2 separate regions of the Homo sapiens genome follow, and region 2 is linked to region 1. A link is a loop called in an ENCODE intact Hi-C map of the cell type or tissue named here. Cell type or tissue: dorsolateral prefrontal cortex. All regions are shown on one strand. Each heading gives the region's core, and the rest is flanking DNA. Links, peaks and the distances in the headings are about the cores only.

Region 1 (14,331 bases), core at 6,332-14,331:
CAAAGCCATCCTGGGCCATGCAAGTCTCAGGTTGGACAAGCTTGCTTTATATGAAAGCCGTGAGAAAGTGGTAAGATGGCGGGAGTGGGAGAGATGAGATGTAAAAGGTAAGATTTTAGTTAACCTCTAGAGAAACATCCTATGAGCACATTAACATATATCCCAAAAGCTGGATGGCTTCATGATCAAAGATACCTTGCGGACAGACCTTTTCCATAGTGAATTGCATTAGGTGGAGGGGCTAGAGCCCAGGCCCCTGGAGGCTAAGGGAGCTTGCGATGTGGCTGGCAGCTTTCAAGGCCAGAGCATAGTGAAGTGTTCTAATTCAACACTTCTTAAAATGAAGGCTGCATTTTGCCACCCACAGTCATTTGTTTTCTTTCTTCACTCACCATTCTTTTCCTTAAAAAGGGTTAAAAGCTGCCTTTATGATCACAGCCAGGACTTGAGTGAAAAGGCAGAATTCCACCTCTGAGGACCCCAGAGGGACAGCAGTTGCCCAGAAGAGCTGGCTTTTTGGAGTATAATGTGTCTGTTTACTGTATGAATGCCCAAGTCAAGCGTTTGCCTGACCGGTGGCTGCCCGCCCTTCACTGCAGCGGACGCTGAGATGTTGATTTGACATGCAGGAAGTCGAGGCCCTTCAACTGCCTGCAACTAACTTGATGCCCACCGATGGAATGCTTTGTTCCTACAGTCTGCGCGGGGGAAATCGGGACTTCTGTTATCACTCAGCCAAAGGCGGGGGTGGGGCCCTAAAAAAACAAACGGAGCTTAAGGTTCTTCCCTACCAGTATGACTTTTCATTTGCACGCAGCCCCAGGACACTGCTCTACTTGCTCTATTCTGGTACTCTGATTCTTAATATCAAGGCCTTTTGGAAAAATTTAGCCTCCACAGCCCTGCATCTGCACAGCCCTGCATCTGCACACCCCAGCCTCCATTATTGAACATCTTTGGTGTGCCAAGGCATAAGATTAGTTTTTTCCACCTTTATTTTCTTGTCTAATCTTTGTTGCTTTTTTTTTTTTTCGAGACAGAGTCTCGCTGTGTTGCCCAGGCTGCAGTGCAGTGGCGTGATCTCTGCTCATTGCAACCTCTGCCTCCATGGTTCAAGCAATTCTTTTGCTTCAGCCTCCCAAGTAGCTGGGACTACAGGCGTGCGCCACCACGCCCAGCTAATTTTTGTATTTTTAGTAGAGACAGGTTTTCACCATGTTGGCCAGGCTGGTCTCAAACTCCTGACCTCAAGTGATCTGCCCGCCTCAGCCTCCCAAAGTGCTAGGATTATAGGCATGAGCCACCATGTTCAGCCCCTTGTGGCTTTTTTACAAACAAGAAAACTGAAGCTTAAGGGGCTACGTGACTTGCACAAGGTCAACTGGCTGGTCGATGGAACCCAAGTCTGTCTGCTCCAGGTCCAGTGCTTTGTCCTCTGCCTAACCTCCTCCTCCTATTCCCCCCTACTTCCTCTCTGTCCTTTCCACAGCTTTCATCCTGAACTCCCGTCTGGTACATCCCCACTCCCTACTGTGTGTGGTTAGCAGCATTTCTCAACCTCTGTTGATGTTTTGGGCCAGATAATTCTTTGTCATAGGGGCCTGTCTGCATGTTATAGATTTTTTTTTTTTTTTTTGAGACGGAGTTTCGCTCCTGTTGCCCAGGTTGGAGTGCAATGGCATGATCTCCCCTCACCGCAACCTCTGCCTCCTGGGTTCAAGCAATTCTCCTGCCTCAGCCTCCCAAGTAGCTGGGATTACAGGTGCCCACCACCATACCCGGCTCATTTTTGTATTTTTAGTAGAGACGGGGGTTTCACCACATTGGCCATGCTGGTCTTGAACTCCTGACCTCAGGTGATCCGCCCACCTGGGCCTCCCAAAGTGCTGGGATTACAGGCGTGTAATCCTGTATAGAATTATACACGTTATAGAGTCTTTAGCAGCATCCCTAGCTTCTACCCACCAGATGTCGGTAAGCACCGCCAAGCAGGACAACCAAAAATGTCTCCAAACATTGCTAAATGTCCTCCGGGGGACAAAATATCCCCAGTTGAGATCCTTATTAGCCTTATCCTTTTTCTTCACCATGATACCCCATGAAGGGGATCTGTGTACCGGGGAGTCCCATCACATGGAGTGGAATTAAACATCTTTGCTGTTCAATCCAGCTAGAGTTCACCAAAAGGGTGCCTACAGCTGTGCTGAGCCTGTCATACTACTGAAGTTCCTCAGGCTGTGTTGTCCAGGATCTGAGTGAGAAAAACCCTCCTCCCTTCTCAGAGTTCTCAGGCCAGAAAGGATGGAGTGGGGGCAGGGGCACCTGGGTCTTTTAGTGCTTCCTGGGGAAGAATCCTCTACCCTGCATTTGTAGAGAGACCCGAAGAGACAGGAGCACTGGGCTTGGAGCAAGGCCTTCCTGTGAGGTCTAGAGACACTGCACCTCCCAACTGGACCTCACTTGGCTTCCGCAGGAAATCCTGCATCTTTTTTTTTTTTTTTTTTTTTTTTTTTGAGACAAGGTCTCATCCTGTCACCATGGCTGGAGTGCAGTGGTGAGATCATGGCTCACTGCAGCCTCAACCTCCCGGGCTCAAGTGATTCTCCCACATCATGCTCCCAAGTAGCTGAGAGTACAGGTGTCCACCACCATGCCTGGCTAACTTTTGTAAATTTCTTTTCTGTAGAGACAGGGTTTTGCCATGTTCCCCGGGCTGGTCTCAAAACTGCTGTGCTCAAAGGATCCACCTGCCTCAGTCTCTCAAAGTGCTGATATTACAGGCATGAGCCACCGTGCCCAGCCCAATCCTGCATCTTTTCTAGAGCAGCTGATTACCATAGCATGTGGAGGGAGAGGGCCAGGCCTCAGTTGAGAATCTGGTGAAAGCTGTGATCCCTTACCCCAGAAACGTACATTATACCTGTAGCATCAGGGATTCACAGAACCCAAAAGCCATCCATCCATCCATCCATCCATCCGTCTGTCCGTCCATCCATCCATCCATCCATGCATTGCAGGCTAGGAAGTTTTACCTTATGCTTGCACTTACTCTTGGGGTTGAGATGGAGAGGGAAAGTTCTAGAGCTCTCTCCCTGCTTTTGGAGGGCATGGCAGCACACCTTTTTATCCTGGCCCTAAGCCCTAGGCTAGGCCAAGGAATTATAATGTGAGACAAGGATGTACATCAAGGAGATGAGCTGAGAGAGAAAAGCTGGACCAGGTACAGAGTATAGGAAGAGGGGTGACAATTTCGAGCTGACTCCTTCTCTGTTTCAGCCCAGCCTGAGGGCAGGGTCCAGCTGAGGGAAGGAAGAGGAGAAGAAAGGAAGGGGGAGAGATGAGCCATGCGCTGCGGCCCCCTCCTTCCCCAGCTGCGAGCAGAGCAGCCCAGCGGGTTGGATGAATGCTGGGAGGGGGGAGAGTGACCCTGGCAGAACCCTTTGTTCCAGCTGAGGCTGGAGCAGGGCACTGAGCCATTCACACGCCATCCCAGGGCATCCTGCTGGGCACGCTGGGGAGGGGGCACAGCAGCTGGTCATGGGACTTGGCCAGGCAGATAGCTCGATGCTCAATAGGGAAGCCCAGCTGCGTGCTGCTGAAGCCGGGGGAGAGGCTGCATCTGCCAGCCTTCCTCAAGGCTGTGGCCTGTGCCACAGACAGGAAGGCCCTGGCAGGTCCCAGTTACTCTGCCCTGAGGTGGCCTGGGGGACTCAGAGCAGCCCACCCTGCTTCCTGCTCCCCTGTGTGGATTCCTTATCCTAAAGAGGCTCCAGCATTTTAATTCCACCATTAGTTCTTGCCCTCCCTGGCCAACATCCCAGGGTCTGGTCCAAGACAGAGGCAGAGCGTCCATATCTCAACCTAGTTTTAGTGAGAAGGCTATGGAGGCCTCTCAACATCACCCTTTCTGTCCCTTGTTCCTCTTCTTCAAAAGCACCAAACCTCTGAGTGGCATCATTTTTTTTTGGAGGGGGTTGTTTCTTTTTTTCTTTTTTGAGACAAGGTCTTGCTCTGTTGCACCTGCTGGAGTGCAGTGGTGTGATCATAGCTCACTGCAGCCTTGACCTCCCAGGTTCAAGCAATCCTCCCACCTCAGCCTCCCAAGTAGCTGGGACTACAGGCACATGCCACTACCCTCAGCTAATTTTTTAGTTTTTTGTAGAAACAAGGTCTCACTATGTTGCCCACGATGGTCTTGAACTTCTGAGCTCAATCAATCCTCCCATCTCAGCCCCTCAAAGTGCTGTGATATAGGTATGAGCCACTGTGCCTAGCCTAGGTGGCATCATCTGTTTCTGGGCCCTTAGAGGTGCCATGCAAAAAAGCCCTGTCATAGAGCGGGTCACCTGGACTCTTTGTAAGCCCAAAGTCAGAGGGTATCTGCTGGGTCGTTTATGCCCTGGAGGAGGCATGGTTTTACTGCCTGCATCTCCCTTGAAGTGTCACTGTGACTCTCCAGGTGACAGTGCCCCTGGACTAGGCTCCTCTACTTTCCCCTCGGAATGGGCTTGGGTTGAGTGGGAGCTGAGCCCTCACTGATTCCTTTTCCCTCCGCCCAGGCCTGGCCAGCAGCCCCGAGTGTGCTTGTGGTCGGAGCCACTTCACATGTGCAGTGAGTGCTCTTGGAGAGTGTACCTGCATCCCTGCCCAGTGGCAGTGTGATGGAGACAATGACTGCGGGGACCACAGCGATGAGGATGGATGTAGTAAGTACCTCCCCAGAGGCAGTGGGAGGTGGTGGAGAGGGACCTGGGGGTGGGGGGCAAGGACAAGGCTGATGGAGTATTTTCTGCATCAACTGTGTCGGACTCAGAGAGTTGGTCTTTTGCAAGCTTGATAGATATTGACATTTGGGTAGTTTCTTCACTATATATGGCTCCAACTCTCCTGTGTTTCTTTTGGTTGGTTCATGCATATATGTCCAAGAAAACAAACTTGACAACACGTGTAAGAGAACACAACAGGGAGTTTCTTTAAATAGGTCTCTCTGTATTTATGTGAATATGTTTGTGTATATGTACCGCATATTTGTGCGTTTTAAAATTTATATACTATACACAAATGTGGATTATTTCTATGTTTCTTATTTTGGTATTTTGTACAATAAAACCTTTTTTTTTTTTTTTTTTTGATACAGAGTCTCATTCTGTTTCCCAGGCTGGAGTGCAGGGGCACAGTCTAGGCTCACTGCAACCTCCACCTCCCAGGTTCAAGTGATTCTCCTGCCTCAGCCTCCTGAGTAGCTGGGACTACAGGCATGTGCCACCATGCCCAGCTAATTTTTTGTATTTTTAGTAGAGATGAGGTTTCAACATTTTGGCCAGGCTGGTCTCGAACTCATGACTTCAAGTGATCCAGCCACCTCAGCCTCCCAAAGTGCTGGGATTACAGGCATGAACCACCACGCCCAGCCACACCTTTCTTAGTAACTTTGTAAGAAATCTTATATTTTCTTAGGCCGGGCGCAGTGGCTCATGCCTGTAATCCCAGCACTTTGGGAGGCTGAGGTGGGCAGATCACGAGGTCAGGAAATCGAGACCATCCTGGCTAATACGCTGAAACCCTGTCTCTATTAAAAATACAAAAAAATTAGCCGGGCGTGGTGGCAGGCACCTGAGGTCCCAGCTACTTGGGAGGCTGAGGCAGGAGAATGGTGTAAACCCGGGAGACAGAGCTTGCAGTGAGCCGAGATCGCGCCACTGCACTCCAGATTGGGCGACAGAGCGAGACTCCGTCTAAAAAAAAAAAAACTTATATTTTCCTTAAGTCTCCCTTTTCCCCTAGCATGGTAACATCTGCACAGTTGGCCAGGGTGACCTGTCTTGGATATATAGAAATATCCCTGCTAAGCCAATAGTCTGGATTAGAGGCGCAATCTCTGACCTACCTGTAGCATCTATGTCTGAGGGTGGCTAATTAGTCTAATGGGAACGGAGGTACAACCTGGACCTCATTAACCCTAACCAGTTCAGCTAATTGTGTTGATGATAAATGCTTCACTTTCATGTAGCATTTTCATAGGCATTATATCAAAAGGCCTCTATGAACTGAGTATAATTATCCCCATTGTACAGCCAAAAAGACTTCAGCTCAGAGAGGGTAAATGACTTGCTCAGAGTGTTACGTAATGAACTGGAAATTGAGCCCGGGTGTGTCAATCATCATTTAACAAGAGGAAAGGAGGGGAAAAAGGCGCTTCTTTCTCTTGCTCATGTTTTTCTTATGTTTTCTTAGCTCCTGTGAGTTCTTTGGGTTGTTCTTCCCCTACCCTGTGAACCCCTCACCACAATTACCTTTTGAATCTCTGTCTTAGCTGCAGTTTCTGCTTAGCTTCTCCATCAGCTGGGGATGGGCCTAGGAGTCAGTAAGGAAGGACTATAAAACAGACAAGGGGGCTGGGTGTGGTGGCTCACGCCTGTAATCCCAACAGTTTGGGAGGCCAAGGCAGGTGGATCTCTTGAGGCCAGGAGTTCGAGACTGGCCTGGCCAACATGGCGAAAACCCACCTCTACTAAAAATACACACAAAAAAAAAGATAGCTGGGTGTGGCAGCGGGCACCTGTAACACCAGCTACTCGGGAGGCTGAGGCATGAGAATTCCTTGAACCCAGGAGGCGGTGGTTGCAGTGAGCCGAGATCATACCACTGCACTCCAGCCTGGGTGACAGAGTCAGACTCTGTTTCAAAAAAAAAAAAAAGGCCAGGCGCCATGGCTCATGCCTGTAATCCCAGCACTTTGGGAGGCTGAGGCAGGCAGATCACCTGAGGTCGGGGGTTTGAGACCAGCCTGGCCAACACGACAAAACCCTGTCTCTACTAAAAATGCAAAAAACAAAAACAAAAACCAAAAAAACCTAGCCAGGTGTGGTGAAGCATGCCTGTAATCCCAGCTACTTGGGAGGCTGAGTCAGAATCGCCTGAACCAGGAGGCAGAGGTTGCAGTGAGCCAAGATTGCGCCACTGTACTCCAACCTGGGTGACAGAGTAAGACTCGGTCTCAAAAAAAGAAAAAAAGACAAGGGGATTTGGAGCAAAAGGCTATCTGGCCTAGTTGAGCCTGAGTAAGAATACCAGGTTGATTGACTTTTCTTTTCTTTTCCTGGGATTCAGTACTACCTACCTGTTCCCCTCTTGACTTTCACTGTGACAATGGCAAGTGCATCCGCCGCTCCTGGGTGTGTGACGGGGACAACGACTGTGAGGATGACTCGGATGAGCAGGACTGTCGTGAGTGTTGGCAGAGGCTGGGCGGAACTCCATTGAGTTCCACTGGGAAAGGATTTTCAATCAGAAAGCAATGCCCCAGGTCCACATGAGCCCTTGTGTTTTCAGCACTTTGTCCTGTCCTTTCACTTCCTCTCGAAGTCAGATAAGCTGCTGAGAGGCAGCCACCTCCTTCGGAGCCCTCAGGGCAGCACTGGAGCTACTTGACTGCTCCGGAGGGCTTTAAGTCAGGCTTCCAGGCACCAGACCCCCACTGCCTGCAGCAGCCTGACTGCTCTGTGCCCACAGCCCCCCGGGAGTGTGAGGAGGACGAGTTTCCCTGCCAGAATGGCTACTGCATCCGGAGTCTGTGGCACTGCGATGGTGACAATGACTGTGGCGACAACAGCGATGAGCAGTGTGGTGGGTGACCCCAACGGGGGAAGGCAGGCAAGGTGGCCAGTGGGTGGCCTGGCCATGGGAGAAGATAGCAGCAATGGCCCTAGCACTGCCAAACCTCCAACTGCCCAGATATCTGGAGCAGCTAGAGGAACGCAGAGGGGGCAGAGCCGCTCAGACCCCCCAGAAACTGTGGACCAGGAGGCTGAGGCCCAGTCTCTCCAGGGCCTCCGTTCTCCCTGGAGAGTCTGCACTGACTCTGGGGTGCCTTTCGGGGGCTAGGTCAGACCCGCCAAAGCCAGTGAGGTTGGGAGTCAGAGAGGAGGGTGAGAGGGTTGCCTGTGGGGCCCCCTCAGAACTGCTGTCCCATCGCATCCCCCCAGACATGCGCAAGTGCTCCGACAAGGAGTTCCGCTGTAGTGACGGAAGCTGCATTGCTGAGCATTGGTACTGCGACGGTGACACCGACTGCAAAGATGGCTCCGATGAGGAGAACTGTCGTGAGTGGCCCCAGACCTCAGGCTGTTGGGTTGGATGAGGGCAGACAGTTCTGCCCATTGGCTAAGGGCGAGGCTGAGGAGTGCATGTACCAAGGGCAAGGAGCATGGGTGCCTCAGCAGCAGCTCCTCCTAGGCTGAGCTAGGGAGGGAGCAAGTTCCCCAGGTGGGAAGGGAAGGCTTCCTTTGGTCCACCTGAATATGGGCGTCTATAAGGGCTGTCCCAGATGAAACCTGGTTACATCTCACTTGAAGAAGCTCTCCTGCCTGAGCATCCTGCCTGCTTGAGGAATCAGGGCCCCTCTCCTTCATCCAGGCCTGAGTGTGTGCCCCTCCCCACCCCTGCCTTCCCTCCAGCCTCAGCAGTGCCAGCGCCCCCCTGCAACCTGGAGGAGTTCCAGTGTGCCTATGGACGCTGCATCCTCGACATCTACCACTGCGATGGCGACGATGACTGTGGAGACTGGTCAGACGAGTCTGACTGCTGTGAGTACTCTGGCCAGCTGGGAGGTGGGGAGGCCAGGCTGGGAAGAACTGCTTGGGTGGCAAGGCACAGTCGCCAGCTGGGGCAGGAGTTCAGAGAGGAGTTTCTGGATTTTCTGGTCCCTCTTGGGAAGAGATGGAGGAACTGGGATTCTGGGGCTGTGGCCTTCTAGTCTGCCATGGGACACTGCACAGACTGGCTAGAGACAGAAGTCTTGTGTTTCCCTAGCCTCCCACCAGCCCTGCCGCTCTGGGGAGTTCATGTGTGACAGTGGCCTGTGCATCAATGCAGGCTGGCGCTGCGATGGTGACGCGGACTGTGATGACCAGTCTGATGAGCGCAACTGCAGTGAGTGGGGAAATGGAATTAGGTTGGGCTTGAACTAAGGAGAAGGCTTGTGGAGCCAAAGAGGCCACTACCGGCTGGGCGCGGTGGCTCATGCTTATAATGCCAGCACTTTGGGAGACCAAGGTGGGTGGATTGCTTGAGGTCAGGAGTTCAAGACCAGCCTGGGTAACATGGTTAAACCCCATCTCTACTAAAAATACAAAACTTAGCTGGGTGTGGTGGCGCATGCCTGTAATCCCAGCTACTCGGGAGGCTGAGGCAGGAGAATCGCTTGAACCTAGGAGGCAGAGGTTGCAGTGACCCGAGACGGCGTCCCTGTAGCAGAGTGAGATGACATCTCAAAAAACAAGACAATCCGGGAGGTGAGGGGCGCCTCTGCCTGGCCGCCCCTACTGGGAAGTGAGGAGCCCCTCTGCCCGGCCAGCCGCCCCATCCAGGAGGGAGGTGGGGGGGTCAGCCCCCCGCCCGGTCAGCCACCCCGTCCGGGAGGGAGGTGGGGGGGTCAGCCCCCCGCCCGGCCAGCCGCCCCGTCCGGGAGGGAGGTTGGGGGGTCAGCCCCCCGCCCGGCCAGCCGCCCCGTCCGGGAGGTGAGGGGCGCCTCTGCCCGGCCGCCCCTACTGGGAAGTGAGGAGCCCCTCTGCCAGGCCACCACCCCGTCTGGGAGGTGTACCCAACAGCTCATTGAGAACGGGCCATGATGACAATGGCGGTTTTGTGGAATAGAAAGGAGGGAAAGGTGGGGAAAAGATTGAGAAATCGGATGGTTGCCGTGTCTGTGTAGAAAGAAGTATACATGGGAGACTTTTCATTTTGTTCTGTACTAAGAAAAATTCTTCTGCCTTGGGATCCTGTTGATCTGTGACCTTACCCCCAACCCTGTGCTCTCTGAAACATGTGCTGTGTCCACTCAGGGTTAAATGGATTAAGGGCGGTGCAAGATGTGCTTTGTTAAACAGATGCTTGAAGGCCGCATGCTCGTTAAGAGTCATCACCACTCCCTAATCTCAAGTACCCAGGGACACAAACACTGCGGAAGGCCGCAGGGTCCTCTGCCTAGGAAAACCAGAGACCTTTGTTCACTTGTTTATCTGCTGACCTTCCCTCCACTATTGTCCTATGACCCTGCCAAATCCCCCTCTGCGAGAAACACCCAAGAATGATAATAAAAAAATTAAAAAATAAAAAAAAATAAAAATAAAAAAATAAAAAGAAAAAAAAAAAAAGACAAACAGGCCACTACCCATAAATCTTGAAGACACTGGGTAAGACCACCACCATGTACAGTTGTGTAGGTTGTGCACTGTGCAGAGGCAATATGTCCAAAGGGAAGCCAGTCACATAATAGATTTATATACTCATCATGGCAGTTTTCCAGCAGATGGCAGTAAAGTGTCTTGAGGAAAGGATACTTTTTTCTGATTCACACAAAGACACTATATAGACCAGCTGTGATCCCGGTGTCAAGAGTGGCATGGGTACTGATATAAGCTGCAGATTTGGGTGGCAGGGAGAATTTCAGGCTGAAATGGGGCCCACCTTTCATTAAGCCTTTGCTTTGCCCAGCCACCTCCATGTGTACGGCAGAACAGTTCCGCTGTCACTCAGGCCGCTGTGTCCGCCTGTCCTGGCGCTGTGATGGGGAGGACGACTGTGCAGACAACAGCGATGAAGAGAACTGTGAGAATACAGGTGGTGTCTCCCGGGGTGCCCCAGAACCCTTAGCCTATAGTTGGGGTGGAAGGGTGGAAAAGAGGGTGCTTTGGTATCTTTCCAGTTGGGTTGAGGTTTTACCAGTGTAAAATCCAGGTGCATCATTGACCTGCGGCCTTATGGCCTGGAGCACAGTATCAGAGCTGCGAGTTTCAATTGCCACTCCTATTCTAACTCACACACAGCCAGTGCCTTTAGCTCTGGTCTAGTGAGGAAGGACTACCCTCCATCTGGCAGCCCCCATGTGTGCTCCCCTGGCCACACCCAGTATTGAGCATGTGGTTGCACTTTTTCATTCTGTTCCATATTCCTCACCATCCCACTGTGGAGTCCTGGGGAGAAAGCAAATGCAGACATTCAGCCAGCCCTGTCTGAGCTGCTTCCTGCCCAGGACCCTCACCCTCCCACCTTGAGTCTCATCTGTCTCCAGCTTACCCTAGAAAATGACAGGCTCCCATCTCTTTGTTGGCCCAAGCCCTGCCTTGCTATGACCTGACCCTCCATCTCTCTAGGAAGCCCCCAATGTGCCTTGGACCAGTTCCTGTGTTGGAATGGGCGCTGCATTGGGCAGAGGAAGCTGTGCAACGGGGTCAACGACTGTGGTGACAACAGCGACGAAAGCCCACAGCAGAATTGCCGTGAGTGTCCCCAGTGGGCGGACCTGGCCCATGGTTTGTGGCCGAACCCCACCCATAGGGTTCAAAGGGAATCCTCCCTCAGGACTCTTGCAGCTTTGGGAGCTGTTCTTTGTGGTCCAGGTGGAATGCCAAGTTGGCTCTCTGGGGGAGGATTCTGGGCTCAACTCCCAACTCTGGCTTGGCTGGCACAGGGCCCCGGACGGGTGAGGAGAACTGCAATGTTAACAACGGTGGCTGTGCCCAGAAGTGCCAGATGGTGCGGGGGGCAGTGCAGTGTACCTGCCACACAGGCTACCGGCTCACAGAGGATGGGCACACGTGCCAAGGTGAGCTGGGGCCTGGTTTGCAGCAGAGTCGGGGTTCTGAGCAGGGGCAGCAGACAGGCAGCTGTGTTTCCTATGGGTCAGGCATTTGAACGGTGTGACCTCATTTCGTCCTCACAATAACCCTAGGAGGTGGGGATCATCCTTCCCATTTCACAGATGGGGAGACTGAAGCACAGAGAGGATAAGTAGCTTACCAAAGGCCACACAGCTGGCGAGTAGCAGAGTTGGGATTCCAGCCCAGGTCTGCATGACCTTAAAGCCCTTAACCATTTCTTCTTTTTTATTTTTTATTTTTATTTTTTTGAGATGGAGCCTCGCTCTGTCGCCCAGGCTGGAGTGCAGTGGTGCGATCTCGGCTCACTGCAGCCTCCGCCTCCTGGGTTCAAGCCATTCTCCTGCCTCAGCCTCTTGAGTAGCTGGGACTACAGGTGTGCGCCACCACGCCCGGCCGCCCTTAACCATTTCTTAGACAGCCTTCCCACTAGGCCTGGAAAGTAGATGGGGATGTGGGCAGAAAAGCAGCTCGGCAGCCTGGGAGCGGGAGTGGGAGGACGACAGAAGGGAGATCTCTTGACCTGCCTGGTGTTCCCAGATGTGAATGAATGTGCCGAGGAGGGGTATTGCAGCCAGGGCTGCACCAACAGCGAAGGGGCTTTCCAATGCTGGTGTGAAACAGGCTATGAACTACGGCCCGACCGGCGCAGCTGCAAGGCTCTGGGTAAGGGCTGTTGGCACTTGGCTGGGTGGGCAGAGGGCCGAGCATGGAGGAAGGCCAGGTACTCTGGTGCTCAGGGATTTGCAGAGAGGTAGAGAGATTTCTGTCACAGTAAAATGCAGCAACAGTTGCATTCTGAGCCCCAAGAAAAATGCTGCTGGGGTGGAGTGGGGTGGGGAGGGGTGGAGGAATATAGTTTAAAGGTTGCCACTCTTCTGGTACTGATGCTGACAGCTTGGGGCATGTCCTTGTGAGCAAGTGGCTCCATCGGTCAGCTGAAGACCTGCTGATGGGTACCAGGGGCGGCTCTGAAACCCAGTGGGTATCCCATGTTTATACTGTTTCCCAGGGCCAGAGCCTGTGCTGCTGTTCGCCAATCGCATCGACATCCGGCAGGTGCTGCCACACCGCTCTGAGTACACACTGCTGCTTAACAACCTGGAGAATGCCATTGCCCTTGATTTCCACCACCGCCGCGAGCTTGTCTTCTGGTCAGATGTCACCCTGGACCGGATCCTCCGTGCCAACCTCAACGGCAGCAACGTGGAGGAGGTTGTGTCTACTGGGCTGGAGAGCCCAGGTAGGGAACAAGGCCCCATGGAGAGGGGCAGAGCCATGCCACATGCGCAGCAACGGTGGGAGGAATAGGCCAGTGGTTTGCAAACCTTAGGCAGCAGGACATCTTTTTCTTCCAGGGAAATCTTAGTTGGAGCCCTAATATAGAAAACATTTGTTAATGTATATCAATTTTATAGGTTCAAATATAACATTTGCTCATGATTGAGCTCAATCAGTGAGAATAATGAGACCACGTTGGTGGTTGTGATCATGGGAATCAGATTTATGGATGACAGAGTTCTCCATCAGCCTTTGCATCTAGTTTATTTCTGAGTTTTGTTTCGATTGCTTAGTATTAAGAATATTCTGATTGACCTGGATAAGTATATCAAAATGTTTTATAGATTGTTAAAAAAACAGGCCAGGCACGGTGGCTCACGCCTGTAATCCCAGCACTTTGGGAGGCTGAGGTGGGCAGATCACCTGAGGTTGGGAGTTTGAGACCAGCCTGACCAACATGGAGAAACCCCATCTCTACTAAAAATACAAAAGTTAGCCGGGCGTGGTGGCGCATGCCTGTAATCCCAGCTACTTGGGAGGCTGAGGCAGGAGAATTGCTTGAACTCAGGAAGTGGAGGTTGCGGTGAGCCGAGATCACGCCATTGTACTTCAGCCTAGGCAAAACTCCGTCTCAAAAAAAAAAAAAAAATAGTTCAAGCGTGGTGGCTTACGCCTGTAATCCCAGCACTTTGGGAGGCTGAAGCAGGCGGATCACGTGAGGTCAGGAGTTTGAGACCAGCCTGGCCAACATGGCAAAACCCCATCTCTATTAAAAATACAAAAATTAGCCAGGCATGGTGGCAAATGCCTGTAATCCCAGCTACTTGGGAGGCTGAGGAAGGAGAAACTCTTGAACCCAGGAGGTGGAGGTTGCAGTGACCCGAGACTGCACCACTGCACTCCAGCCTGCGCAATGGGAGTGAGACTCCATCTCGAAACAAACAAACAAAAAACCACAGAAACAGCTCACTTGTCAATCTCAGGCTATTTTACAAATAGGTGAAGTGGTCAAATTCTAATTTGGTATCAAGCACATTGGACTCAAATGCCTAGGGAATTTCTGAAATGCCTCTGCAAAACCCCAGATGACAATTTACAAACCCCTGGGTCAGTGCAGTGGGGGACCCTGGGAATGCGTCAGGGAGACAGAATTCAGAAAGTGATGTATGGTTGACTGTGAGGAGGAAGTGCATGCCCTTGGACAGTTACTTAACTCTTTTGTGCCTCAATTTCCTCATCCTCATGGAAATTACAGTATCTAGCTCACAGAGTTGTGATGCTTAAATGAATTCATGTATCTGAAGTGATGACAATAGTGCCTGGCCCAAAAAATTGCTTCCTGTAAGAGTTTGCTCCTATTACTATGGGACATGGGGGCCTGGGTTGACTCCTT
Region 2 (15,396 bases), core at 4,314-12,313, 210 kb before region 1:
TAAACACATTTACGCAAATAAACTAGAAAATCTAGAAGAAATGGATAAATTCCTGGACATATACACTCTCCCAAGACTAAACCAGGAAGAAGTTGAATGTCTGAATAGACAGGCTCTGAAATTAAGGAAATAATTAATAGCCTACCAACCAAAAGAAGTCCAGGACCAGATGGATTCTACCAGAGGTACAAAGAGGAGCTGGTACCATTCCTTCTGAAACTATTCCAATCAATAGAAAAAGAGGGAATCCTCCCTAACTCATTTTATGAGGCCAGCATCATCCTGATACCAAAGCCTGGCAGAGACACAACAAAAAAAGAGAATTTTAGACCAATATCCCTGATGAACTTCAATGCAAAAATCCTCAATAAAATACTGGCAAACCAAATCCAGCAGCACATCAAAAACCTTATCCACCACGATCAAGTTAGTTTCATCCCTGGGATGCAAGGCTGGCTCAACATACGCAAATCAATAAATGTAATCCATCATATAAACAGAACCAAAGACAAAAACCACTTGATTATCTCAATAGATGCAGAAAAGGCCTTGACAAAATTCAACAGCCCTTCATGCTAAAAACTCTCAATAAACTAGGTATTGATGGAACGTATCTCAAAATAATAAGAGCTACTTATGACAAACCCACAGCCAATATCACACTGAATGGGCAAAAGCTGGAAGCATTCCCTTTGAAAACCGGCACAAGACAAGGATGCCCTCTCTCACCACTCCTATTCAACATACTGTTGGAAGTTCTGGCCAGGGCAATCAGGCAAGAGAAAGAAATAAAGGGTATTCAATTAGGATATAAGGAAGTCAAATTGTCCCTGTTTGCAGATGACATGATTGTATATTTAGAAAACCCATTGTCGCAGCCCAAAATCTCTTTAAGCTGATCAGCAACTGCAGCAAAGTCTCAGGATACAAAATCAATGTGCAAAAATCACAAGCATTCTTATACACCAATAACAGACAAACAGAGAGCCAAATCATGAGTGAACTCCCATTCACAATTGCTACAAAGAGAATAAAATACCTAGGAATCCAACTTACAAGGGATGTGAAGGACCTCTTCAAGGAGAACTACAAACCACTGCTCAACGAAATAAAAGAGGACACAAACAAATGGAAGAATATTCCATGCTCATGGATAGAAAATGGTGATACTGCCCAAAGTAATTTGTAGATTCACTGCCATCCCCATCAAGCTACCAATGACTTTCTTCACAGAATTAGAAAAAATTACTTTAAAGTTCATATGGAACCAAAAAAGAGCCCGCATTGCCAAAACAATCCTAAGCAAAAAGGACAAAGCTGGAGGCTTCATGCTACCTGACTTCAAACTATACTACAAGGCTACAATAACCAAAACAGCCTGGTACTGGTACCAAAACAGATATATTGACCAATGGAACAGAACAGAGGCCTCAGAAATAATGCCACACATCTACAACCATCTGATCTTTGACAAACCTGACAAAATCAAGAAATGGGGAAAGGATTCCCTATTTAATAAATGGTGCTGGGAAAACTGGCTAGCCATATGTAGAAAGCTGAAATTGGATCCCTTCCTTACATCTTATACAAAAATTAATTCAAGATGGATTAAAGACTTAAATGTTCGACCTAAAACCATAAAAACCTTAGAAGAAAACCTAGGCAATACTATTCAGGACATAGGCATGGGCAAGGACTTCATGACTAAAACACCAAAAGCAATGGCAACAAAAGCCAAAATAGACAAATGGGATCGAATTAAACTAAAGAGCTGATGCATGGCAAAAGAAACTACCATCAGAGTGAACAGGCAACCTAAAGAATGGGAGAAAATTTTTGCAATCTACCCATCTGACAAAGGGCTAATATCCAGAATCTACAAAGAACTCAAACAAATTTACAAGAAAAAAAACAACCCCATCAAAAAGTGGGCAAAGGATATGAACAGACACTTCTCAAAAGAAGACATCTATGCAGCCAACAGACATGTGAAAAAATGCTCATCATCACTGGTCATCAGAGAAATGCAAATCAAAACCATAATGAAATACCATCTCACGCCAGTTAGAATGACAGTCATTAAAAAGTCAGGAAACAATAGATGCTGGAGAGGAGGTGGAGGAATAGGAACACTTTTACACTGTTGGTGGGACTGTAAACTAATTCAACCATTGTGGAAGTCAGTGTGGTGATTCCTCAGGGATCTAGAACTAGAAATACCATTTGACCCAGCCATCCCAGCCATCCCATTACTAGGTATATACTCAAAGGATTATAAATCATGCTGCTATAAAGACACATGCATACGTATGTTTATTGTGGCACTATTCACAATAGCAAAGACTTGGAACCAACCCAAATGTCCAACAATGATAGACTGGATTAAGAAAATGTGGCACATATACACCATGGAATACTATGCAGCCATAAAAAAGGATGAGTTCATGTCCTTTGCAGGGACATAGATGAAGCTAGAAACCATCATTCTCAGAAAACTGTCACAAGGACAGAAAACCAAACACCACATGTTCTCACTCATAGGTGGGAATTGAACAATGAGATCACTTGGACACAGGGCGGGGAACATCACACACCGGGTCCTGTCGTGGGGTTGGGGGAGTGGGGAGAGATAGTATTAGGAGATTTGCCTAATGTAAATGATGAGTTGACGGGTGCAGCAAACCAACATGGCACATGTACACCTATGTACCAAACCTGCAGATTGTGCACATGTACCCTAGAACTTAAAATATAATAAAAATAAATAAATAAACAAAATGGGGATAACAGAAGAACCTACAGCATGGGTTTTTAGGGGACAAAGTTCACTGACTTAATAGATATTATGTAGCATCTATTATGTGTCACATGTTACTTTTTAGGTGCTTAGGATACATTAGAGAAGAAATAGACAAGCTCTTTGCCTTCATGGAGCTTATCTTGCAGTGGGGAAGACAGATAATGAATGATAAAGAAAATAAACAAATAGGCTGGGCGCAGCAGCTCACGCCTGTAGTCCTGACAGTTTGGGAGGCCAAGGCAGGCGGATCACTTGAGGTCAAGAATTTGAGACCAGCCTGGCCAACATGGTGAAAACCCGTCTCTACAAAAAATACAAAAATTAGCCGGGCATGGTGGTGCATGCCTGTAATCCCAGCTACTCAGGAGGCTGAGGCAGGAGAATCGCTTGAACCCAGGAGGCAGAGGCTGCAGTGAGCTGAGATTGTGCCACTGGACTCCAGCCTGGGTGACAGATCAAGACTCAGTCTCAAAAAACAAACAAACAAACAAACAAATAAGCTATATAGAAAGTTAACTGAGGCAAATTAAGAGATTCAGTGATAAATATAATGGAAAAAAAGAGAATACAGCAAGTCAGAGATAGGGAATATGAGGTGGTACTGGTGGTTCAATTCTCTCTAGAGTGGTCTAGGTAGGTTTAATGGAGAAGGTAACACTCAAGTGAAGATTTGAAGGGGTTAAGGAGTAACTGATACAGACATCTGAGGGAAGAGCATTCCAGGCAGAGGGAATAGCCATTACAGTCTTAAGGAGGGAGTGTGCCTATTGGGTAAGAGGAACAGCATGGAAACCAACATGGCAGGAGCCAAAAGAATAAGAGGGAAAGGAAGAAGAGATGAGGTTAGAGAAATAATGGGCCAGTTCATGTATATGGCCTTTTAGCTCTATAAGCAAAGATTAAATGAAATATTCACATTAAGTGCTTAGAACAGTAAAATCGTACATAGAAAACATTTAATAAATGGTATCTACATCTGTATTTACATGAAGATCTTCTGTTCCCTAAGCAGAGCTAGTCTGGAGGAGGTCAGGCTACAGGAACTGTAGCACCATTTATGTACTTTGGTGGGGTTAGAGAGTCCTTCAACATTTTTAGAAGTACAGAAATCAAACAGATCAAAGGCCTAGGTGATCCGCAGCAGCAAGCAGAGATGGTTAATTCTCTGCAGGTGCTCAGAAAACTGAACTAACTGAGGCATGCAAAGTCAACATAGCATCAATAAAAGACAGGGAAGGAGTGGGGTGTGGAGTGGGGTGGGCTTGGCTAAGGGCTGAAGCCAACAGGAGAGTCGTTAGCAACATAAGAGAGAAAGCAATGGAGCATGGAAGCATCACGTACAGCAGTCGAAACTCATTCTGATATCAATGCAACCGCAAAGTCATGATGAAAATGACTACAAACCACCGGGGAGTAAGCCAGGGAGCCCAGCAACATGAATGCACTCGTAGCGGGGAAAAACAAATTAAGAGATTCAGGCAAAACCATTCCCTTTCCTGGTGGAGGCTCTTTAATCTTTAACATCTCTCTCTTGACACTAGGCACAGATCTTGCCCCAACAAGACAAAGGATAACTTCTGAGAAGCTAATAATTCTCGTTTGGGTGAAGGACTCTTGAGGAGATGAGTGCCATGTATCTGCTGGACTAAAGATGTGTTCTCAGGCCGAGGCGGACAGATCACGAGGTCAGGAGATCGAGACCATCCTGGCTAACACAGTAAAACCCCGTCTCTACTAAAAAAATACAAAAAAATTAGCCAGGAGTGGTGACGGGCGCCTGTAGTCCCAGCTACTCGGGAGGCTGAGGCAGGAGAATGGCGTGAACCCGGGAGGCGGAGCTTGCAGTGAGCCGTGATTGCGCCACTGCACTCCAGCCTGGGCGGCAGAGCTAGACTCTGTCTCAAAAAAAAAAAAAAAAAGATGTGTTCTCTTGGTCATACTGTCTCACGCTGGGTGGATCAGGGCTAACCCACCTCCATGGCTTTCATGACTGAAGGGGCTTCAGGGCCCTGGAGTTGCAGACAGGAATGCAGTCTTTTTGGGAACTGGAGGCAGGCAAGAATATAATAAAGGCTAGATGAAGATACCCAGGCTGGGCTTTAAACTGCTTTAAATTGTGCCAGTTTCTTCTGGCAACTGCCCTAAGGAAAGCAAAGCCAGGCACCACCCAGTGGAAATCTGGAAGTGGGCATACTTTGTGGCATCAATTATGCCAGTTTGGCCAGGAAGTTTGTAGTACTTGGTCTCTATGACCCTGACCTAACCTACTCAATAAGGGGCAGTTTAGTCTGAGTCAGAAGAAATGAAGAGCGACTCGATATTGTGATCTTTGACTTAACGTATTCAATTTGTAATTAAGACCATTATTAAAATCAGTATAAGAAATCATGTCTTCTCATTCCATTCCTCAAACTCTCTGTCTGTCTGCCTTTACTATTTCCTGATAGTAACCATGGATATTTGCTTTAGAAGTTCTTAATTGCTACATTCTTAGCTACTTATTTAGTCAATATACTAAGTGTCAAAGGTATGCCAGGGACTGTGCTAGATTCTGGGGAAACAGCAAGGGATAAGACAGATAAAAATCCCTATTTTCATGGTACTTACATTCTAGTGTGTATGTGTGGAGGCAGTGGTTGGGGAGACAGAGAATAAAAAGTAACAAAGAAAGAAATACTTTTAGGAAGTGAGGAGAGCAATGACATAAATCAGGCAGGGTGGTGTGATACACAGTGACTGAGGGTGGGACCACATGAGATGGCTGTGCCAGGCTCATCTTTGAGAACGTACCATTTGAGCTGAGAACTCACCAGATGAGAATCAGCCAGCCATGCAATCTAGGGAAAGAAGGAAGGGCAAAGACCGGGAGATGGGAATCAGCAACAAGAGTGTTTTGCTTCCCGCCTCTCCATTCTGCACACAAATGCTATTTCTCTGTCTCTGGCATGTTGCAATCTAGCATGTTAAAGAAATTGCTCTATGATGCCTAGGAAGGGAATAATATTAAATGAAACAGAATTCCAAGCCTTACCAATTACTGGAGCTACATACTGCCATGGGGGAGGGTGGGGACACTGAGGAAAGATAAGGCAAGGGCTGTGGAAGCTGCCCCAGGCTGCCCCATTTCACTACTGTGGTTAACTGGCAAAGGAGTCCATGCAAATGAGTGCAGGATGTCCAAATCGCAGCACTGTTTCACACATCATCATTTCAAGTCACCGACTGACAGGATTTAGCACTCTGTGTCTGGCAGCAACCAGCAGTGAAGCAGAGAGAATTCCACTGGATTATCCAAAGCATCTGACCCGCAAATGAGGAGTGAGCAGAACATTTTTAAAAAACAACTCTTGAGTGGTTCAGTGAGCCAATTTGACATCGAAGAGAGACACACAAACATCCAGCCACCTCTGAGGCAAAAGGTCAATTTCTTCTGCTTGTCCTCGGTCCTCAGAATCCAAGTTACTGATGTGAGCTCTGTCCCTCATTTTCCTAGCCAAAGGGGTAGATGTGAAGCACAGACAGGCCAGATACAGTGTTCTGGGACAACACACCATTGTCTGAATCCAGAGAGCATCATGGCTACAGTGGACGAGAGTAGGCTCAGTGGGAGAGGCTCAGGGAACATCAGAAGTGCAGGGCCTGTCTTTTGAAGATAAAGTCTGGCTAGATCAGCTTTTCAGTGAAAGAAGCCAAAGTCTGCAGCCAGATCTTCATTTTTGGTGAGCCCATCACAGATTCCAGGTTTAGGATGAGGGGCTAGAATGAAGGGAAAAGGCCAATTATCACCCTATAAGAAGTAGATAGGCTAGGGGCGGTGGCTCACGCCTGTAATCCCAGCACTTTGGGAGGGTGAGGTGGGCGAATCACTTGAGGTCAGGAGTTCAAGACAAGCCTGACCAACATGGTGAAACCCTGTCTCTACTAAAAATACAAAAATTAGTCAGGCATGGTGGCCGGCGCCTGTAATCCCAGTTACTCAGGAGGCTGAGGTAAGAGAATCGCTTGAACCCAAGAGGCCGAGGTTGCAGTGAGCTGAGATTGTGCCACTGTACTCCAGCCTGGGCGACGCAGTGAGACTCCATCTCAAAAAAAAAAAAAAAAAAAAGTAGATAGTACTGAACTGTCCCACCCTTGTGGGTTTCTGAACTTTCTAATTCTCCAATCAAGTCCTGAGACCCTCCTGCTCCCCATCCTTCTCTCCTCCAAGCTCTTCTCACACAGCTGTGAGGTAAGATTTACTAGATGGAATGTGTTTGCAAAATCTGTTTTGTTCACTGTAACATGTTTATCAAAAAAGAAAAAAAAAAGCCTGTCCCTTCTCACTATTTAGTTTTTGGTGACTGCCTTTTGGGATCTGGAACTGGATAAACAGATGGACTTCACAGAAGAAATCAGGCGAAGCGCCAGGGTGTGTATATATATCTTAGTCTCACTGTATATACGGCAGATAGCCCTCGTGCAAACAGCTGTGCTGGTTTTGGAGGAAAGTGAGGGGACAGTGTCTCCTGGATGACAGTGCTCCCATTGCTCCAAGGTGTACCTCCCTGTGGTGCTTTGGGCTATAGGATGCCAGACAGATTCTAGAGTTCTAACCTCAGATATATGACCCTGATTTCATTTTCTGGCCTCTAGTTGTGGTAATTAAGGGTTGTGCCAGATCCCAAACTATTGCTAATTATTCATACTGGGTTTGCTATAAACGAGTGCTGAGTATTTGCACTGTGTATAGTGATGAGTACCTTTGCAATATACTGGATGCCTCTATTAAGGGGATGCCCAGGAGGGGTATGGTTTTGAGCGTCTGTGTGTGTGTGCGCACATGCGCACATGCAGAAGTTGTGGAAGGCCTGGACTACTGTATTTGCCTGGCCACAGAGAAGTATCACTGCCAGGGGAACAAGGTACAGTGATTCCTCATGTGCAGCACGCTGCTGCCCCAAGGGAACTGGGGGGGAATTGTACCGAGCAGTTTCCCCCTAATTTTTTTTTGCCACCTTGTCCAGTATAAATCTCTATTGCAGGGGTGGAGGTGGAGGAAGTAATTCTTTCTTAATTCAATGTGCTTCAATTCCCAGATATGAACAAACTTCAGAACATTTTAGGAGAATCTTCTAATAGAAAAAACATATTCATTTGCTTCACAGAGTAGGTTTCAGGTGGATGTCTCCTTCTCTCCTGGACAAACTCCTTGAAAAAAAACCATGAAAATAAAAGGCAATACTGTCCAAACAGGAAACTGGTGCCAAATAGAGGCAAAAAACCAAAGCAAAACAACTCCCTGAGATAGAGTGGACTGCATTCATTAGGTTCAGGTAGCTCAAAAGACAAGAACATTAAATAATTAGACTCCAACAGATCAAGGTGCTGTAGGTAATGGGACCTCATAAGGACAGAACAAAAGATCCTGTTTCTAACAAAGGTTCTACAGACCTTTATACTACAGTGAGCAATGAGTGAGAGGGATGCTGCCCAGGAAATGAAAGGACTCAATCGTTCCTCTTCAGTGAGCGGAGCCCAGGAGGAGTGTTCCAGGGCGCTCTCACAAACACTCTTTAATAATACCATCCAGAGCCTTTGATTCAAGGAACATGCTGAAGAATAAACAGCCTATTAATCTGAGTTTTCTGGTGTGCCTGAGTATACAAAGCAGCAATGAACTAACCCCTTGGCTCTTGCAAACATCCCGACTGCACACCATCCGCTGCTCCACTACACAGCTCAGCCCCTCCTTCCCCTGCATGCAATTTGCCCCTGGAAAAGCTTCAAGGTTTGGGGGTCCTGATGGTTTCATCTAAGGATGCTCAGGCCAAACCCAGGGTGCAAAGAACGGGAAACAGCGTATCCTTGTTTGGCCATAAGAAGGCACAGCCATGTGACCAGGCTCAAATGAGAACTGTGTGGTAGTGTGAGTGGGTAAGGAGACAAAGTCATCAGTCTGCCTCTTTCTGAGCCAAGTTGACAGCCACAGGCCTGGGAAAGGAAGGCCCAGTTTCAATTGCTTCCTAGTCTTGGTTACCTTGGTGGCAGGAAGGGCTCCTGCATGGGTGGGCTTTGGGTACCATTCTGTGGAAACATTCCTGGGCATTTTGCCTAGGTAAAAATTACCAAGTAAGGTCCCTGAGTTTTCTTTCTTTCTTTCATGTTCTTTTCTTTTCTTTTTTTTTTTTGAGATAGGGTCTTGCTCTATCACCCAGGCTGGAGTGCAGTGGTGTGATCTTGGCTCACTGCAACCTCTCCCTCCTGGGTTCAAGCAATTTTTGTGTCTCAGCTTCCCGTGTACCTGGGACTACAGGTGCGTGTCACCACGCCTGGCTAATTTTTGTATTTTTAGTAGAGACGGGGTTTTGCCATGTTAGCCAGGCAGGTCTTGAACTCCTGGCCTCAAGTGATCCGCCTGTCTTGGCCTAGGTCCCTGAATTTTCAAGGAGAAAAATAGAAGAAAGAGAAATAGCTGTTTCACTTTCATCCTTTCACTAGAAGTCCTTCTTTACAAACAATCAGGTGTAGCTTTTGTGATAACAACAATTTGATCGGTTCTCCTTCCCACCCCTAAGACAAAGTACAATGATAGTACTTTAAGTAATAAACCAGGCGTTCAGTTGTTGAAACAATGTAATTGAGGCTAAGATCATAGGCTCAAATCAGCCATGGGAGCGGTTTCCCTGTGTTCCATGGTCACTGACCTCATGCAAGGTGTGTGCTTAATCATAAAAGGAACTAGTGTGACAAGGTGGATAAATCAGTATCATGGCTATCAACACAGACTGGGTCATGCATACACACACATATTCTCAAAGCCTAATCCCTCTGACCCCAAATTTATATATCAAGGAAAACATATTTAATGAAAGTTTCCTTTCTAAAAATAATTTCAAAGAGGCACTTTGACTTAAAAAAATTAATTCTAAAGCCTTCTGATTCTACTTCCAGGGAACTACTTTGTGTTTAGTCCCTTGAAACTGGAGGACACACATCTTTGACGAAAAGGAGCAGCACAAAAGCTTGCATTTTATGTGCTTGGCTCTGAGATGATACCACAGAGGGTAGGAAGTAAGAGCATGGGCTCTGCAGTTAGACAGATCGAAATCTGAGCTCCTCTTCTGCCACTTGCTGATGTGTGATCTTAGACCCATGACATCAAATCAGTGAGTTTCAACTTCCTCATCTGTAAAATGGGAATACCTTCATGGGATTATTGTGAGGATTATATAACAAAAATGTTTAGTACCATGCCTAGGACACAGTAAGTGTTCAATAAATGATAGCTGTACTTACTGTTTCTTTTAATTAAAAAAAAATTTTTTTTTCAGAGACAGAGTCTCTGTCTGTTGCCCATGCTGGAGTACAGTTGTATGATCATGGCTCACCGTGGCCTCAAACTCCTAGGCTCACGTGATCCTCCCACCTCAGCCTCCTGAGTAGCTGGGAATACAGGCTACCACGCCCAACTACTTTTAAAATTTTTATTTATTTATTGTTTTTGAGAGAGGTCTCCCTATATTGCCCAGGCTAGTCTGGAACCCCTCACTTTAAGTGATCCCCTCACATCTGCTTCCCAAAGTGTAGGGATTACAGGCATGAGCCACCATGCCTGGCCCTTGTTACTCTTTGAATCCTCTAAATAATAGGCACAGGGACTTAACTGGTGGCTGGCAGGCACATGAGCTACATGAAATGGGAGTTTCTTCATTCCTTACCAAGCTGGGCTTAGATCCTCAAACCATCCTTCACTACACTGGAAACAAGTGTTTGGGTTATCTGGGGTAACTGATGGAAGGGCAATGAGAGATCAAACCCTGGTACTCTGGAACTTCATTTTGATTTGGGAACTGCAGGTTGACCTGGAGAATTCCCACCCCAGATTCTGGCTTAGCAGATATAGCCTTTTCCTAGGCTTCCACCTGTTGAGACAAACAGATGTAAACTGAACACAAGAGGGGTTTGCAAGCACAGATCTGGTATCAGACTGCCTTACCCTGCAGCATTCCTGGGGTCATAAAATGACAAACATTTCAACACGCTGGATCTAACCCTTCCTGCCCTGTAACTGGGGCCTTATGAAACTGCTTCTTGTGATTAGAGCCATTGGTACCTCATACCAAGGCTGTGAGGTGGACTTCATTAATATTGATGAGCTGCAGCTCGTTAACCTCATTTGATGTTTATTTACAACCATTCTTCTCATATGCTAATGAATGACACTGGGCTCTTCAGATAGAAAGGAAAGAACTGGACCCTCTCTGCCAGCATCTCCTTGGCAAACTGCTGTCCCTTGAAACAGAAGTTTGCACAGAGGGAATGAAGCCAAATGTAGGGAATGCAGCAGAGAGGACAAAATGATGTGAAAAGAATGTCTGCAATGTAATGGGGGAGAGAGAAGCCCAGCTGCTGGGGCCACAGTGTGACTGAGGTTTGGTTACACCCACCCAGTGGCTAACAAAGAGAAGCTGAAGGGCGGGGAACTGAGGAACTAAGAAAAGGACAATGTGTTAGATTTTGAAATTGGAGTATTGGGGGTGGAGATGAGTGGGCCCCATGGGTGTCAGGGAGCTTGAAGGCCTCTCTAGGATTCATTCCACTTTCTTCTGTGATCTTAAGAAATCAATCGGCAGGGAATTGGGGTGGATTTCTTTAAGGCAGTAAAATACCCATAGCAATGAATGCTTATCAAATGCTTGGCTTGGAGAAGAGTGCTCATTGTCGCACCATGAAATGGGTAAGTAGGGAGAAATAATCTCTGATTCTCTTTCCTCAAAGTTATAGGTTTGTATATTAAAGAATAGGATGATTAAGCAAGGAAGAGTCAGAGACTGAGGAAAAAATATATCTTTAAATATGGCCATTATCAGGCACAGTCGCTCATGCCTGTAATCCCAGCACTTTGGGAGGCCAAGGAGGGAGGATCACTTGAGCTCAGCAGTTTGAGATCCTGGGCAACATAGTGAGACCCCATTAATTAAAAAAAAAATTAGCAGGGCGTGGTAACACATACCTGTGGTCCCAGCTACTCAGGAGGCTGAAGCACAAGAATCGCATGAACTCAGGAGGCAGAGGTTACAGTGAGCTGAGATAGCACCACTTTACTCCAGCCTAGGCAAGAGTGAGACCCTGTCTCAAAAAAAAAAAAAAAAAAAAAAAAGGCCATTCTATTGTTTCAGGGCTGCTAAGCAAAACACAGGTCCCTTCCAAATTCCCCAGTATGTAGCAAGTCAATTTTGGATCATTCCATCCATTCTGAGTGTTTGAAAGAACTAATAAGACATATGAGAAAGGTGGAAGGAAGAATATGTTGGATATATGAAAGTTTATTAATACCAGCAGCAAGAGCAAACTTAAAATTTCTTAAGTACTTCAGTGTCAATTCCCATCAATTTTCTTGACTTTGATTCTGTACATTTTTTTTTTTTTTTGAGACAGGGTCTTGCTTTGTTGCCCAGGCCAGAGTGCAGTGGCATGATCTCAGCTCACTGCAACCCCCACCTCCCAGGCTCAAGCAATCCTCCCACCTCAGCCTCCAGAGTAGCTGGAACTACAGGTATGTGCCACCACACCAGGATAATTTTTTTGTATTTTTTGTAGAGATGAGGTCTCACTATGTTGCCCAGGCTGGTCTTGAACTCCAGGGCTCAAGCGATCCTCCCACCTTGGCCTCCCAAAGTGCTGGGATTATAGGCATAAGCCACCACACCCTGCCGATGCTGTACACTTTACATTACTATTTAGTCAATTATTCCCTTCCTGCCTTTGGGGCCACACTCTCTCCAAAGTATGCCTTTGGGGCCACACTTTCTCCCAATCTGGCTTTTTTTTTTTTTTTTTTCTGTGAGGCACTTTGAAGATCATTCCTACCCTTGATGTGCCTTTCTGTAAGGCTAAAGAGGCAAGAGAAAAAAGAAACCTCTTACCTTAAAGGCTTAACCACATTTTAAAGTGCAAAGTATTGGTTCTAACAAGTAGATGTTTGTTACGTTTGTTTGTCTGAAATCATTACCCCTTAGGGTATACATTTCATTTCGTTCAAGTTTTCTATGAACTCAGTTCCTCTCAGACTGAAGGAATAATCAATAGCAAGCTGTTTCGACCTGACAATGTGCAGCTTGCCCATGCTTAGGGACAAACACAGCTGAAAGAGTAATTGACAGTTATATGCACATTCTAGACTTGAGAAAAGTTTCTCAGTCTTTTTTTCATTATCACCCCCTAGCTTTTTAGACCTTTTTTCTATTTGTCCACTCCCCATGAAATTTTGATATCATGAACATATTATCTATCTATATATTTTTTAAGGGTCACAAACCATTATAATATCTAATTTTTTTTTTTGCCTCCCAAAGAACCAATTTTTGCCCCCTTGGAGGCAATATTGCCTCAATTGAGAAGGCATATTCTAGAGGCTTTTTAAAAGAAGTATATCATCTGATTTACTGTGTTCAGGATTGAACCTAACATTCTCCCAAAGTGAACCATCAAACACAATTACACTTCTGTTCTAATTTTTTTTTTAAAGAAAGAAAGAAAAAAAAGACATCTTTGTGCCTATCTAGTTAGTAATAGTTATTCCAAAAAAGAGATCAAAATCCTTTTTTTCACACTGGACCTGATCTATCCACAGAATAAATGGCTTACTTTTTGGCAGTAGATTAGCTTTTTACAATAATCCTATTTGAGTGCCAGAGAGGTAATAGATTGTTAAGCCCCTTAGGGACCCCCAAATCATTCTCCTAAAAGTCAACAATATATTCCCTTGCAAGAGGAGAATTACGTTCATTATTTCATTAAGTATCTCTCAAACTCCAGAGGACGGTAGTGATTGGTGTCACTATTCCCCTTTTACAAGCAGAGAAATGATCATATTGAGAGGTTAGATAGCTAAATTTAGGTCATTGGCACTGATGTTTCTTCATATAAATATCTTCTCTGTCAAAAAAGGTCACTCTGAGGATTTCTAGACCTGATGTCTTCTGATTCCTACTTTAATCTAGGATCACGGACCTCTAAGAAAAATTTATAAAGGCTGTTTTGCTTCTGCCAACCCCGTCTCTCCATCTGACAGGACAAAAGCAAAGGAAGGTGCTAATAGAGTCTCTAAGAATTGACTGATAGGAAGAGAACTCGGGCTATTGTTCTAAAGGTTACTGTTTCATGAGCAAATGGCTTTAGGTGGCAGCAAAGAATGCTGTATAGGAGGTATGCAAGTTTTTTTTTTTTCTAAGATGAATATCACTATCTTTGCAGGGTTCCGATGACAGGCTATTAAATTATGATATGCTCCTGAGAAGATGCAAAGACCTAAATGAAGACCTCCCACAAACAGTCTTCAAGTAACATGGGAAATTCATATTTTATTTTGTAGTCATGGGAACTAACCACATCTTAAAACTATCCATACTTGAAACTCACCATAAGTCAGTGAGAATTAGAGGTTGGCAAGTCAAATAAAAAATACTACCTAAAAGGGCTCTTCTCTGTAAACTACCCTCAGGCTCTTTTGATTCTCTCAATTAAATCAATGTTAAAATTCCCTTGGAATAGAGGCTGAGGTGGGCGGATCACCTGAGTTCAGGAGTTCAAGACCAGCCTGACCAACATGGTGAAACCCCATCTCTACTAAAAATAAAATAAAAAAAAAAAAAAAAAAAAAAAAATTAGCCGGTGTGGTGGCAGGCACCTGTAATCCCAGCTATTCAGAAGGCTGAGGTAGAAGAATTGCTTGAACCCAGAAGGTGGAAGTTGCAGCGAGCCAAGATTATACCACTGCACTCCTACCTGGGTGACAGAGCAAGACTCTGTCTAAAAAAAAAAAAAAATTCCCTCAGAATAAAATACGACTTATTTATTCTAAAGAGTGACTTCAAGAAATAACTTGTTATCTCATGCTGTCAAGAAGGTCTGCACCTAATCCATTCCTTATGAAAATCTATTCTATTAAAAACAAAAGCAAAGAATTTCAGAGAAGGTTATACTGTAATACTGCTTAGGAACCCAGTACTGAATAACACTATCTCTTTTGTTTGTTTTTTGAGACAGGGTCTCCCTCTGTCGCCCATGCTGGAGTACAGTGGCACAATGTCGGCTCACTGCAACATCTGCCTCTGGGTTTAAGCGATTCTTGTGCCTCAGCCTCCCAAGGAGCTGGGACTACAGGCATATGCCACCATGCCAGGCTAATTTTTGTATTTTTAGTAGAAATAGGGTTTTGCCACGTTGGTCAGGCTGGTCTTGAACTCCTGGTCTCAAGCAATCCACTGCCTCGGCCTCCCAAAGTGCTAGGATTACAGGCATGCGCCACCACACCTGGCTTGAATAACATTATTGCTAACAAATTTGCCCTTATGTGTGACATAAATTTTTCCTACAGCAATGGAAGTTCATTTCCTTTTTGTCTGAAGAGACAGATGTAGGCTGATGATGGGTTAAAGGGCTTAACTTTGTTTCATAATGTCCAGATCCAAAAGATGTACCCCAGATCAATCTAAACATATTAAGGGGAATATAAAAGTATATACATTTAGCTCAACTAGCTTCTGATAGAGAAATGTTAGAAAAGCAGCCAGTGGCTTCCTTTGCTGTAAACAGGGAATAAATTTGAGGGAGGG

Evidence for each region. A loop is a pair of places that touch in the nucleus more often than their neighbours do. Peaks named below come from ENCODE experiments on the same cell type or tissue, not always from the same donor. Only the 100,000 strongest peaks of a DNase experiment are listed, where the experiment ranks them.
Region 2: it touches region 1 in a loop (2.0-fold over the local background); 4 of 110 quality-filtered maps call a loop at or near these places.

The regions. Positions count from the first base shown.
Region 1 is chr11:46,893,158-46,907,488 of GRCh38, reverse strand. LRP4 (LDL receptor related protein 4) reads left to right here. Exons shown (of 38, transcript NM_002334.4): 2 at 4,560-4,706; 3 at 7,111-7,227; 4 at 7,513-7,626; 5 at 7,986-8,102; 6 at 8,457-8,585; 7 at 8,812-8,931; 8 at 10,495-10,620; 9 at 11,154-11,279; 10 at 11,471-11,605; 11 at 12,198-12,323; 12 at 12,670-12,900. Among named protein-coding and RNA genes, the nearest start is that of LRP4, 18 kb to the left of the region's middle. RefSeq lists enhancers at 1-725, 726-1,560, 10,392-11,117. In dorsolateral prefrontal cortex, for the core only: a CTCF peak has its summit at 10,293 (motif pointing right); a DNase peak (open chromatin) is centred at 11,468; H3K27ac peaks cover 4,684 bases.
Region 2 is chr11:47,100,214-47,115,609 of GRCh38, reverse strand. All of the region lies in intron 3 of CSTPP1 (centriolar satellite-associated tubulin polyglutamylase complex regulator 1), which reads right to left. Among named protein-coding and RNA genes, the nearest start is that of ARFGAP2, 69 kb to the left of the region's middle. In dorsolateral prefrontal cortex, for the core only: no CTCF peak of the experiment used is centred there; DNase peaks (open chromatin) are centred at 6,005, 7,229 and 8,649; H3K4me3 peaks cover 1,327 bases; H3K27ac peaks cover 7,187 bases.